Linked DNA regions of Homo sapiens: region 1 is linked to region 2. The links are chromatin loops, found by intact Hi-C in ENCODE. Cell type or tissue: CD4-positive, alpha-beta T cell. All regions are shown on one strand. Region 1 overlaps CAPZB (capping actin protein of muscle Z-line subunit beta). Region 2 holds the start of MICOS10-NBL1 (MICOS10-NBL1 readthrough).

What was found. Peaks named below come from ENCODE experiments on the same cell type or tissue, not always from the same donor. Only the 100,000 strongest peaks of a DNase experiment are listed, where the experiment ranks them.
Region 1: a loop joins it to region 2, with 4 times the contacts of the local background. A loop is called at or near these places in 21 of 110 quality-filtered maps.

Annotation. Positions count from the first base shown.
Region 1 is chr1:19,339,678-19,344,677 of GRCh38, reverse strand. CAPZB (capping actin protein of muscle Z-line subunit beta) reads left to right here. Exons shown (of 9, transcript NM_004930.5): 8 at 244-320. Among named protein-coding and RNA genes, the nearest start is that of SLC66A1, 30 kb to the right of the region's middle. RefSeq lists enhancers at 206-255, 2,952-3,926, 4,692-5,000. In CD4-positive, alpha-beta T cell, CTCF peaks have their summits at 170 (motif pointing left) and 3,021; DNase peaks (open chromatin) are centred at 137 and 3,037.
Region 2 is chr1:19,594,765-19,599,764 of GRCh38, reverse strand. It overlaps MICOS10-NBL1 (MICOS10-NBL1 readthrough), which reads right to left and starts at 2,786. Exons shown (of 4, transcript NM_001204089.2): 1 at 2,656-2,786. It overlaps MICOS10 (mitochondrial contact site and cristae organizing system subunit 10), which reads right to left and starts at 2,786. Exons shown (of 4, transcript NM_001032363.4): 1 at 2,656-2,786. The coding sequence starts at 2,719. MICOS10-DT (MICOS10 divergent transcript) reads left to right here and starts at 2,933. Exons shown (of 2, transcript NR_135054.1): 1 at 2,933-3,055. RefSeq lists a silencer at 2,364-2,573 and an enhancer at 2,694-2,993. In CD4-positive, alpha-beta T cell, no CTCF peak of the experiment used is centred here; DNase peaks (open chromatin) are centred at 2,044, 2,314 and 2,864; H3K4me3 peaks cover 2,290 bases; H3K27ac peaks cover 3,612 bases.

The sequences.
Region 1 (5,000 bases), 260 kb after region 2:
CTGGCCGCCAATCCCTGGGTACTGGCTTCCTCCCTGCCTGTGGACTGTGGATGGGAAGGTGCCGGGAGCACAGATGGCAGGTGGGGTCTTGGCAGCCTGGAGCGCGCTCACTGATGCCCCAGAGCAGGCGTGTGCCACCCTCCAGTGGCCACACTGGGGACTGCAGGGCTGGCAGGTGGAGGGAGGGCGTGGGCCTCAGGGTTCCTGACCTTTTGCCACTGCGCTGACCGACCTCCCTTCCAGGACATGGAAAATAAAATCAGAAGTACGCTGAACGAGATCTACTTTGGAAAAACAAAGGATATCGTCAATGGGCTGAGGTAATGTACCAGAAAGCACAAGCTTTAGAAGCAGACAGAGGGATTTGAACCCTGGCTCTGCCAGTTACTAGCTGTGTGGTCTTGGGCCTCGGTGTCCTCATTGGTAGGCTGCAGTGCCCCTCTTCTGGGATGATCATTATGTTGATTTTGGAAAGTAAAGTCCTGATGTGTCATCTGCACTCTCCGTAGCAGCTGTCGGTCCCTATCTGCACCATTTGTTTTCTGGGGCATGTTCACCCTAACAGCCATTGGTGCCCTTGCCCCCGGAGCCTCCTCAGCCCTGCAGTTTGTCAGTCCCCGCTCAAAAATCTCCCCACCCTCCAGCCTGGGCCTAGGGGAGCCATGACACCACATTCCGGGCAGCCCGGCTGCCTCTGGCTGGCCTGCTCTCCGAGACAGCAGAGCGCAACGTGCAGGCAGGGCCCTCAGTCCGGGCCTTCTCAGGCCCCCAGCCTCCCTGACGCCACATGCAGGCAGGGCCCTCAGCCTGGGCGTTCTCAGGGGGCCCCAGCCTCTCTGACGTCCTCTGCCAGGGCTCTGCTGCCAGTGGCCAGTGTCCTGCACCATCCTTCCCACCTCGTGCCCTCAGCTCTGCAGTGTCAGCCCAAACAAAAGCCGGGCGCTCTCTGGACCCTCCAGGTCCACGGCGGACAGAGCAGGAGGCAGGCCTCTGACATGAGGCCAGAGCCCAGCTGGGGGCAGTAAACGGCTGTGGAGGGAGCACTGGCCTTGGAGTCAGGAGAGTCAGGAGGCCGGGATCTCCCCTAAGCTCTGTCATCCCGAGCTGCATGGCCTCTGGCACTCCTCGCAGAGGCCCTTGTCCAGTCGAGGAGGCACGGTCGGCTGAGATGATGAATCTAGAACACGCTCTGCAGTCCAGCAGCACCGTGTGAGTCGGGCTGTGCTATGCCTTTAGCGGCCAGCCCTCTCACCCACTGCCGTGGTGTAGCTCTCACAGCCCAGCCCAGAGGAGAGGCAGGCTGCAGTCCCGGGGCTGCCCCAGCTCGTGGACTGGGGTGGGCGACAGATTTCAGTCACCTGCTTTACAGTTTTAAAACAGAGGAGGAGTCCTCTTTGGACCCTTGTCTTCTGATCCCCTGCCCACCTGGGGGAGGCTTGGTCTTCGTGACCTGTGACAGGGTTAGAGCCCAGTGGTCCCTGGCGTTAGGCCTGCCACTGGCAGCCACTGCCCGATACACCAAACACACTTTCCCGCCCAGCCAACCTGCACAGTCCCCAGGCAGTGGCTGGGAAGTGGGGGAGAGAAGCCGAAGAGCCTGCGGGTGGTGGTGGCGAGCCCCTGAATACCACGACCACCGCCAGCGTGGACCTCTGCAGCGGCGATACCACTCCACACCCCAGAGCCGCCACGGCATCCCCCCTTCCGCCTCGTGGGTCTCCCTGAATTTCCTCCTCAGCTGTGGCCCCCTGCGTTCCTGGCTTCTCGTCGTTCTCTTCCCTCCCACTCCACTCATCTTGAACACTCTCTGTAGATCTATTGATGCTATCCCTGACAACCAAAAGTTTAAGCAGTTGCAGAGGGAGCTCTCTCAAGTGCTGACCCAGCGCCAGATCTACATCCAGCCTGATAATTAAGCCGATCCAGGTACCCTGCCTGAGAGCCGCGAGACCCTCCCCACTAAAACAGGACTCACCAACCCGCCGAGACCCTGCCGGTCCGGCTGCTGCTCCGCGGCCATTTAAACCACCACTAACCCCCACGTGTGCTCCCGGTCGGTGCACAGCCACATTCCCGTGTAGCCTCGGCCCCATGTAACACGGCACCTATCACGTGTGTGTGCTTTCCACTCTGGGTGGAGGCTGGGTGTGGGGAAGACGGCTGATTTTTTGGCTTTTGCTTCTGAAGAAGCCCAGGCCAAGGGACGGATGCTGCCTCTCCAGCAGCAGCCACTTGTGTGCACCGGCCTGACTGTCCCCAGGGCAGGGATCTGCCTGCCGTCCACCCCCCCATGCTTCAGAGGAGCCTCTGATGCTGGTGCAGGGATCCCAGAAGCCACATAAGCCTCCCCGCTGCTCAGCGGCACATTGCCTGTCCAGGGCTAGCTGGCTTGGAAGGGGTGACCTCACTCTCTGATCTCTGAGTCTCTGGGGTTGGAGGGCAGAGTCAGGGCTGGACTCCACCCTGGCTGGCCCAGATGCTCTGCTGGAGCTGCCTGGACGCCCAGTGCCGACTCGGCCACAACCAGCATAACCTTCCGCCCCTAACGAGCTGCAGCTGTTCCTTTAAACAGGTTTCGCTAATGGAAAGGAAAATAGTCTTGCTTGTTGGTAATGGCCAAGAACCATGACTTGAGCTTGTGACAGATCCAGATGTAGGGAAGGAGGCAGCATCCCTGGAGAGTAGGAGGGAAACTTGTTTGTAAAAAGAAGGCATTTGGAACCCTGCCAACTGGGGCTGCAGAGCCCAGGTCCAGGGGCTGCGCACTGAAGGCCCACCCCAGAAGGGGTGCAGCAGACTTTCCAAGGTGGAGGTGGGGTCAGGCACTTAGAAAACCAGGTGGAGCTGCTTTTCCGAGGCCGTGGGACTTAAGTGCACCAGTCTGGTCTGTGTGTGCCAACTTAAGGCCCACGACTCGGGTCAGCCTCACAGTGTGGCCATCAGGCATTTCCATCATGGCATTGAGAAAAAACTCTTTTTAAGATACACCGTGATGGTGCAGTTCCCTGGCCGCCCACTGGGGGCGTCCTGGCGTAGAAACCCTGGCAGCCAGGTCTGCTCAAGATGACTCCTCCCTCCCACAGAGTCGAGCACTGTCTCCAAGCGCTGATTCGAGGTTGCTTGGCCGTGACCTTCCCAAGCATTGTCCCTTAAATAAGCCCCCTGCTCCTTCCGCCTTCCACCATTTCACTTCTAACTTCCTGTGTCTAACATGATTCTAGCTCTGGAACTTTCTCCTTCGTGTGATCCAGCCAAGACCTGGCGGGCTTGGCTCTTCCTTCCCAGAAGAGCCAGTGACCACCCAGGCTAGAGGTCCTGTGCGCTGCTGCTTTGCCCGCCGCATCTCCCGCTGGCCATGTTGACCTCCCGCTGTGAGCTTGGCAAGAAGCCCCTGGGGAATCGGCTGAGATTTGGAGCCTGGGGGCCGTGGGGGCTGATGCCTTTGGCCGCCGCAGAGCCAGGGACAGTCCTGGGAAGATACTCAGAAACGTGTATTTCCCCAGCATGAACCAAATGTCTGCGTTTCTCCTGGGAGTTTTTTCAGTTGTATGCAGCTTGCTTCCAGGTCTTGTCTTATGGCACCTGCTGAGTATTTTGAGGGCTCTTCCTGTGACTTGTAGGGATTCGGTAGCCAGAACTCAGTCTGGGTGCTGTTGCTTCTCCTGGGCCCTGCTTCACTTCCATTTGCCCATTTTTGCTTCTGGGGATTGATTTTTCTGATTCTTCCTTCCCATGGCTGGTGTGAATCAAACGTGAGAGTCCGGCTGAGTGCACTCTCCGTAGCACTCTTCTTGAGCAGCCCTCTACCCACTCTTTCCACTGCTTCTAAACTGTTATAAAACCTACATTTAGGAAGTCTTTGCCTAACCAATATGTTGGGTAAATTTGACAAAATGATTAAAGAATTGCTAGGGGGGCATTCCTCTGAGCCTCAGTTTCCTCATCTGTAAATTGGGTTGATAGCTTTTTTCTTTTTTAAGCCTTGACTTCGCTTTTTGTTGTTGTCGTTGTAGAGATGGGGTCTCACTATGTTGCCCAGGCTGGTCTTGAACTCCTGGCCTTAAATGATCCTCCTGCCTTGGCCTCCCAAAGTGCTGGGATTACAGGCTTGAGCCACCACATCCGGCCGGGTTGATAGTTGAGACTTCCCCAGGATGCCCGTGAAAATTAAATGAGATAATATATGTGAAAGGCGTTTTGTAAACTGTGAAATCTCCATAAGCCTTCATTGTTTCTGGCTTTGTTGATGAGCGTCCCCACACATACGTGAATGCGGTCGCCCTGAACGTTTCCCCACAAATCCAGAATTTGACAGCAGGGATCCCAGGGGCACTTGGCTGTCCTGTGCCGCCCTTTGCAATCCGGGCTGAGGGGTTTTCTGGGCCAAGTTAACAGCGGATGGTGCCTCACAGCAGAGGCCTGAAAGCACCTGCTGCGTGGGCCATAAACACAGTGTGCTCAGACACGCAGAGACACTGGTTCTTACCCACTCCCAAGGGTGGGATAACGCTGCACCTTGCACTTGTGGGATGAGGAATGAGGCTCTTCTGCTGGGCAGGGCCTGGGCAAGGGAGAAGCTTTTATAGAGGAACCCGCATGGCCCCGGAGTCCTCCCCTCTTAGCCCCTGGCCTGAGTCCCCAGCCAGCAACCCAGGGTAGCTGTTCTGAAGCAGAGGGGCTTTGTTCCATTGTGTTTGGAAGCCCAGAAGCCACCTTGTGGCTTAGGGTGACATAGGGACCTACACACAGAGGAGTGAACTTAGGGTTCTAGGGACTATGGCCGGGTCACCGGTGGCCAGGGGCAGAGATGAGCACCTGTCCATGTAAGCCATATGCCACCCCCACAGGGCCTGGCAAGGTGCAGAGGGTGCAGGTCTCGGCCATGTACCCCTTTGCCCCTTTCTGAGAGGGGCAGATGCCCAGCCCAGTGACCCAGAGCCTCACCCCAGGAAGCGGGTCCATGCAGCAAATCAGCCAGGCACTGGCATGGTGGCCCCCAG
Region 2 (5,000 bases):
GCCTGGGTTCTAATCCCAGCTCCTCCACTTCTGGATATTTAACCTCTCTGCGCTTCGATTTACTCCTCATAAAAATCCAACTTGACCTTTGCTTAAGTTCTTCTTCCATCCTACCTGACTATTCAATCCCAAGCCATTCTACAAAGGTCAGTTGAAGGCCCTTCCACACTCTTATTGAATGACCTCAGCCCATCCCTTCAGTCACTTAATATACAACCCTACAGCAAAAGAGTCTGAATCACTCATTTTAACTTATACCTGAGATCGTACATCACCTTGCCTCATTTAATTACTCCACATGTATATGCTGCACCCCTATCAACGTTCTACGCATGAGAGACAGAGTGACACTATTCACTGCCTCACGTGGTCTTCAGTAGCACAATAATATTAATATCAACAACTATTGGCTGGGTGCAGTGGCTCAAGCTTGTAATGCCAGCACTTTGGGAGGCTGAGGATGATGGATCACTTAAGCCCAGAAGTTTGAGACCGGCCTGAGGAATATGGCAAAACACCGTCTCTACCAAAAAATACAAAAATAGTTGAGCATGGTGGCACACACCTATAGTCCCAGCTACTCAGGAGGCTGAGGTGGGAGGATCACTTGAGCCCAAGGAGACAGAAGTTGCAGTGAGCCGAGATCCCACCACTACACTCCAGCCTGGGTGACAGAGCGAGACCCTATTTCAAAAAATAAAAAACAACTACTATGAGTGTGGCGCATTGGCTCATGCCTGTAATCCTGGCATTTTGGGAGGCTGAGGCAGGAGGATCGCTTGAGCCCAGGAGTTAAAAGACCAACCTGGGCAACATAGGGAGACCCTGCCTGTATAAAAAAAATAAGTTAATTAAAAATAAATATAAATAAAATACATTAAAAAATTTTAAAAGCCAGTTATTATGACTACCATTACTGTATACATAAAGCACCAGGCACTGTGCTAAGTAGCTTATGTATTTTTCTGTCCTTTACTTTTTTTAATACTTTCAGGTAAATCTCTTTTGATCACCATTTCGTAGTTGAGAAAGAGACTTTACCCAAAGCTACAAAATTAGTAAGGATGGGCGAGAAGAGTGAGAGTGGATGATTCGAACTCAGCTCTGTCTACCTCCAAAGCCCCTTCTTCTTCTTCTCCTTTTTTTTTTTTTTAAGGGAAGGGTCTCACTTTGTTTCCCAGGCTGGTCTCCAACTCCTGATCTCAGGCGATCCTCCCGCCTCGGCCTCCCAAAGTGCTGGGATTACAGGCCTGAGCCACTTCGCCCAGCTCAAAGCCCTTTCTTAACTATATGACATTGCCTAGTAACTACTTTGGTCATTTCATAGCTAGGTGTTAAGTCTTCTCTCTGAACTGCAAGCTGTTAACAGTAACAAAACAAAAGTGACTGTTTAGTCGCTTCCAAAATAACCCATTCCTAAGTGATCCATATTCAAGCCTTTAAACAAACTAACTCATTTAATCCTCCCAACGACTCCATGAGATAGTAATAATTATTACTGCCGATTTCCAAATAGGAATCAGGCACAGAAAAGTTAAATAACTTGCCCCAAATCACTTGACTGTAAGTGCTGAATTCAGAGGTGAAATGGTAACTTATAAACTGTTTCATTTATTGACTCACTCTCAACAATTTTTATTAAGCACTCTTTTAGGGGCTGGGGATGGGGCAGTGACTAAACCAGAAAACATCCCTGCTCTCATGGAGCTTACAATCTTATTCCTCAATGTTTTCATTCAAAGACACAATCCTAAATCCTCTTAAATACCCTAAGATTACCACACAAAAATATCACATTTGGGTAACAAAAATTAGCATCGAAGAAGGAACATGGGACTTGACCCCAGAAAAGCTGGGTAAAATCCCTAATTTTGCCATTTGTTAGCTGTGACCGTGGGCAAATTCCTTCACCTGACTCTCCATTTCACGGCCTGTAAAAAGATTATTTCGCACAATGAAGACAATATACGCTCAATAAACGAGTTTCCTTTCTCCTCCCCACCATACAGTGACTTCATAATTTGTGCCGTCACTGAGCACGTGTTAAAGGACTACGCAGAAAAACTTAACGTGAACAACTTCTTACTTTCCAGCGCAATTCTCATTCCAGATCATCACCCCTCTAAGTTCAGGCCCCAGACTACTCTGATTCAAATAAATCAGGTGGCAAGTCGGGAATGACAGCAACTCGCATCAGGGCCTGGCGGTGTCTATGAAATGCTCCAGGTGACCTTCTCCAGAAGGCACTTTGGTTTCCGCCGGGGAGCAGCGTGGCCTCCTGAGCCGGTTCCCCGCCGCGTGCCGGGGAATGCACCACCCGGGAGGAGAACCCCGCGGCTCCGGCACGAGGGTGTGCCCCGACACTGTCTTCCACTCAAGAGCTCTGCGACTCTCCTGCCACCTGCCAACCCCGACCACCTCCTCCGGGCTGCAACTCCACCCCGCACCCGGGCTGCTGCTCCGGCTCCTCGGGTCTGTGCCCGCCGCCCGAGTGACCTCCCGCCGGGGCCCGGGCGGCTCGCCCTGGCCGGAGGGGCCGGAAAAGGCCGAGAGGCCTGACCTCCCGTGGGGCTTCCCTTCCTTCCTCCTGGGCAGCGCAGCCTGGAGCCAGCAGCTCTGCACCGGCCGGGCCTGCTGGGGCGAAAAGCCCCTTACCTATCTTCACGACCGCATCCGCCAGACACCGGTCCCACTTCCTGCCGAGCTCCGACTCAGACATGTTCCCCACCCGCGCCTCCAGCTTTCCTCTCGGCCGGCCCCCGCGCTCCGACCCCTGAAAGTCTCGCGAGAGCTGGAAACAAGTCCCAGGTCAGGAAGGCAGGCGCAGACGCTCCAGATATCGCGAGATGATCCGCTGCTTCCATCCCTTCCGGTTTTTTCAGTTGGTCGTCAAGGTGACGAGTTGTCTGGAGGCTCGAGGTGACCCTGACCTTGGGGCTGCGCCTATGGGTTTGCGAGGCTGACAGTTTCCTAGGCGTCACCCCAAGCCGTGACCAGGCCTTTCCTCCTCACCAAAGTGCGACATTGGCCCTGGAAATCCCCCGGGCAAGAGAGGGTACAGACTTGATTTATTCATTCATTAACGTACTCACCTTCACTTTCCCTACTCACTCTCTCATTCGTTCACTGGTTTCTTGCATTGGAATTCCCGCCTGAACCACTAACACCGAAACTGCTCTGGGAAAGATTACCTACCGCCAAATCAAATGGACTCTTTTCTGACCTCTGTACCGCATTCCACACAATTTTCCCTCCCTCTGATCCTCCCTGGCTCCTCTATTCGTTTCACTCCCGGTAACGCCACTCTTTCCTCTTCTCCCCATCTGCTGTTGTCTGTTGGTTTCCTCCAGGGCTGCCTTTTCTCTGCCAGCTGTTTAAGGACTGTTGGTTCGCAAGCTTCCATCAATTCTCTTTTCACTGTACAGACTCTCCCTGAGTAATTGCAAACACTGCCAAATTATATCTCCAGGTAAAACGTCTACCTCAGGCCTCCTATCCATGTATATATTTACACACCCACCCACACACACACACACATACACATACATACACAGGGTGCCCTCTGTATCTGTGGGTTTTGCATCCATGGATTTAACCAACCATGGACCAGAAACATTTTTGAATCAAATAAAAAATAATGCAAAATTTAAAATACAGTACAACTATTTACCTAGGATTTACATTGTATTAGGTATTATAAGTAACCTAGAGATGATTTAAAGTATATGGGAGCCAGCGCAGTGGCATGCGACCGTAGTCCCAGCTACTTGGGAGGCTGAGATGGGAGGATTGCTTGAGACTAGGAGTTCGACTTCATCTCTTTAAAAAAAAATAAGTAATTTTAAAAAAGGATATGTAAGCATGTGTGTAGGTTGTATGCAAATACCACGCCATTTTATATATGGGACTTGAGCATCCTGCATTTTGGTAACTGCGAGATCCTGAAACCAAATGCCCACAGCTATCAAGAGAGATTGTATATCCAGCCTACTGGCTAGTGTCATTGATTTTAGTCTTCCATCCTACCAACAAATAGAAATCTGACCACGTTATGCCTCTGATTAGAAGCTGTCAATGAAGGCCGAGAGCAGTGGCTCACACCTGTAATCCCAACACTCTGGGAGGCTGAGGCGGGAGGATTGTTTGAGGCCAGTAGTTCAAGACCAGCCTAGGCAGCATAGTGAGACTCCTGTCTCTACAAAAAATTTAAAAAATTAGCCAGGCTAATGTGATGTGTGCCTTTAGTCCCAGCTACTTAGGAGGCTGAGGTAGGAGGATCACTTGAGCCTGGGAAGTGGAGGCTACACTGAGCCATGTTCATGCCACTGCACTCCAGCCTGGGCATCAGAGTGATACCCTATCACAAAAGAAAAAAAAAAAAAGCTGTCAATGACTCCCATTCATACACTGGATCTATCCAAGCTTCAACACTGCACTGATTCTAGGAAGCCTAGTCAGATAGAGCTTAGAGCTGCCTTCCCCTTCTCATTGTCCCACTACCCTGCCTACCCGCATTGATTTCTCTATCTAGTACTGAAACATCTGGTTGTAGATATTATCTGCTAGTAGAACTAGAAGTTGCCCCTTCGTCTTCATACTTCCAGTCAGAGCACAATGCCTTGGATAGTAGGGTCTTCTATGAAATATTTGTTGAACTGAATTGAATTTATTCACCTATTTATTTGTTTATTTATTTATTGAGAGAGAGTCGCGCTCTGTTGCCCAGGCTGGAGTGCAGTGGCACGATCTCGGCTCACTGCAACCTCTGCCTACTGGGTTTGAGCAATTCTTCTGCCTCAGCCTCCAAAATAGCTGGGATTACAGGCGCCCACCACCACGCCTGGCTAACTTTTTGTATTTTTTTAGTAGAGATGGGGTTTCGCCATATTGGCCAGGCTGGTCTTGACTCCTGGCCTCAAGTGATCCACCCACCTTGGCCTCCCAAAGTGCTGGGATTACAGGCATCGTTCAACTATTTATTTGCAACTATGACAGCAAAA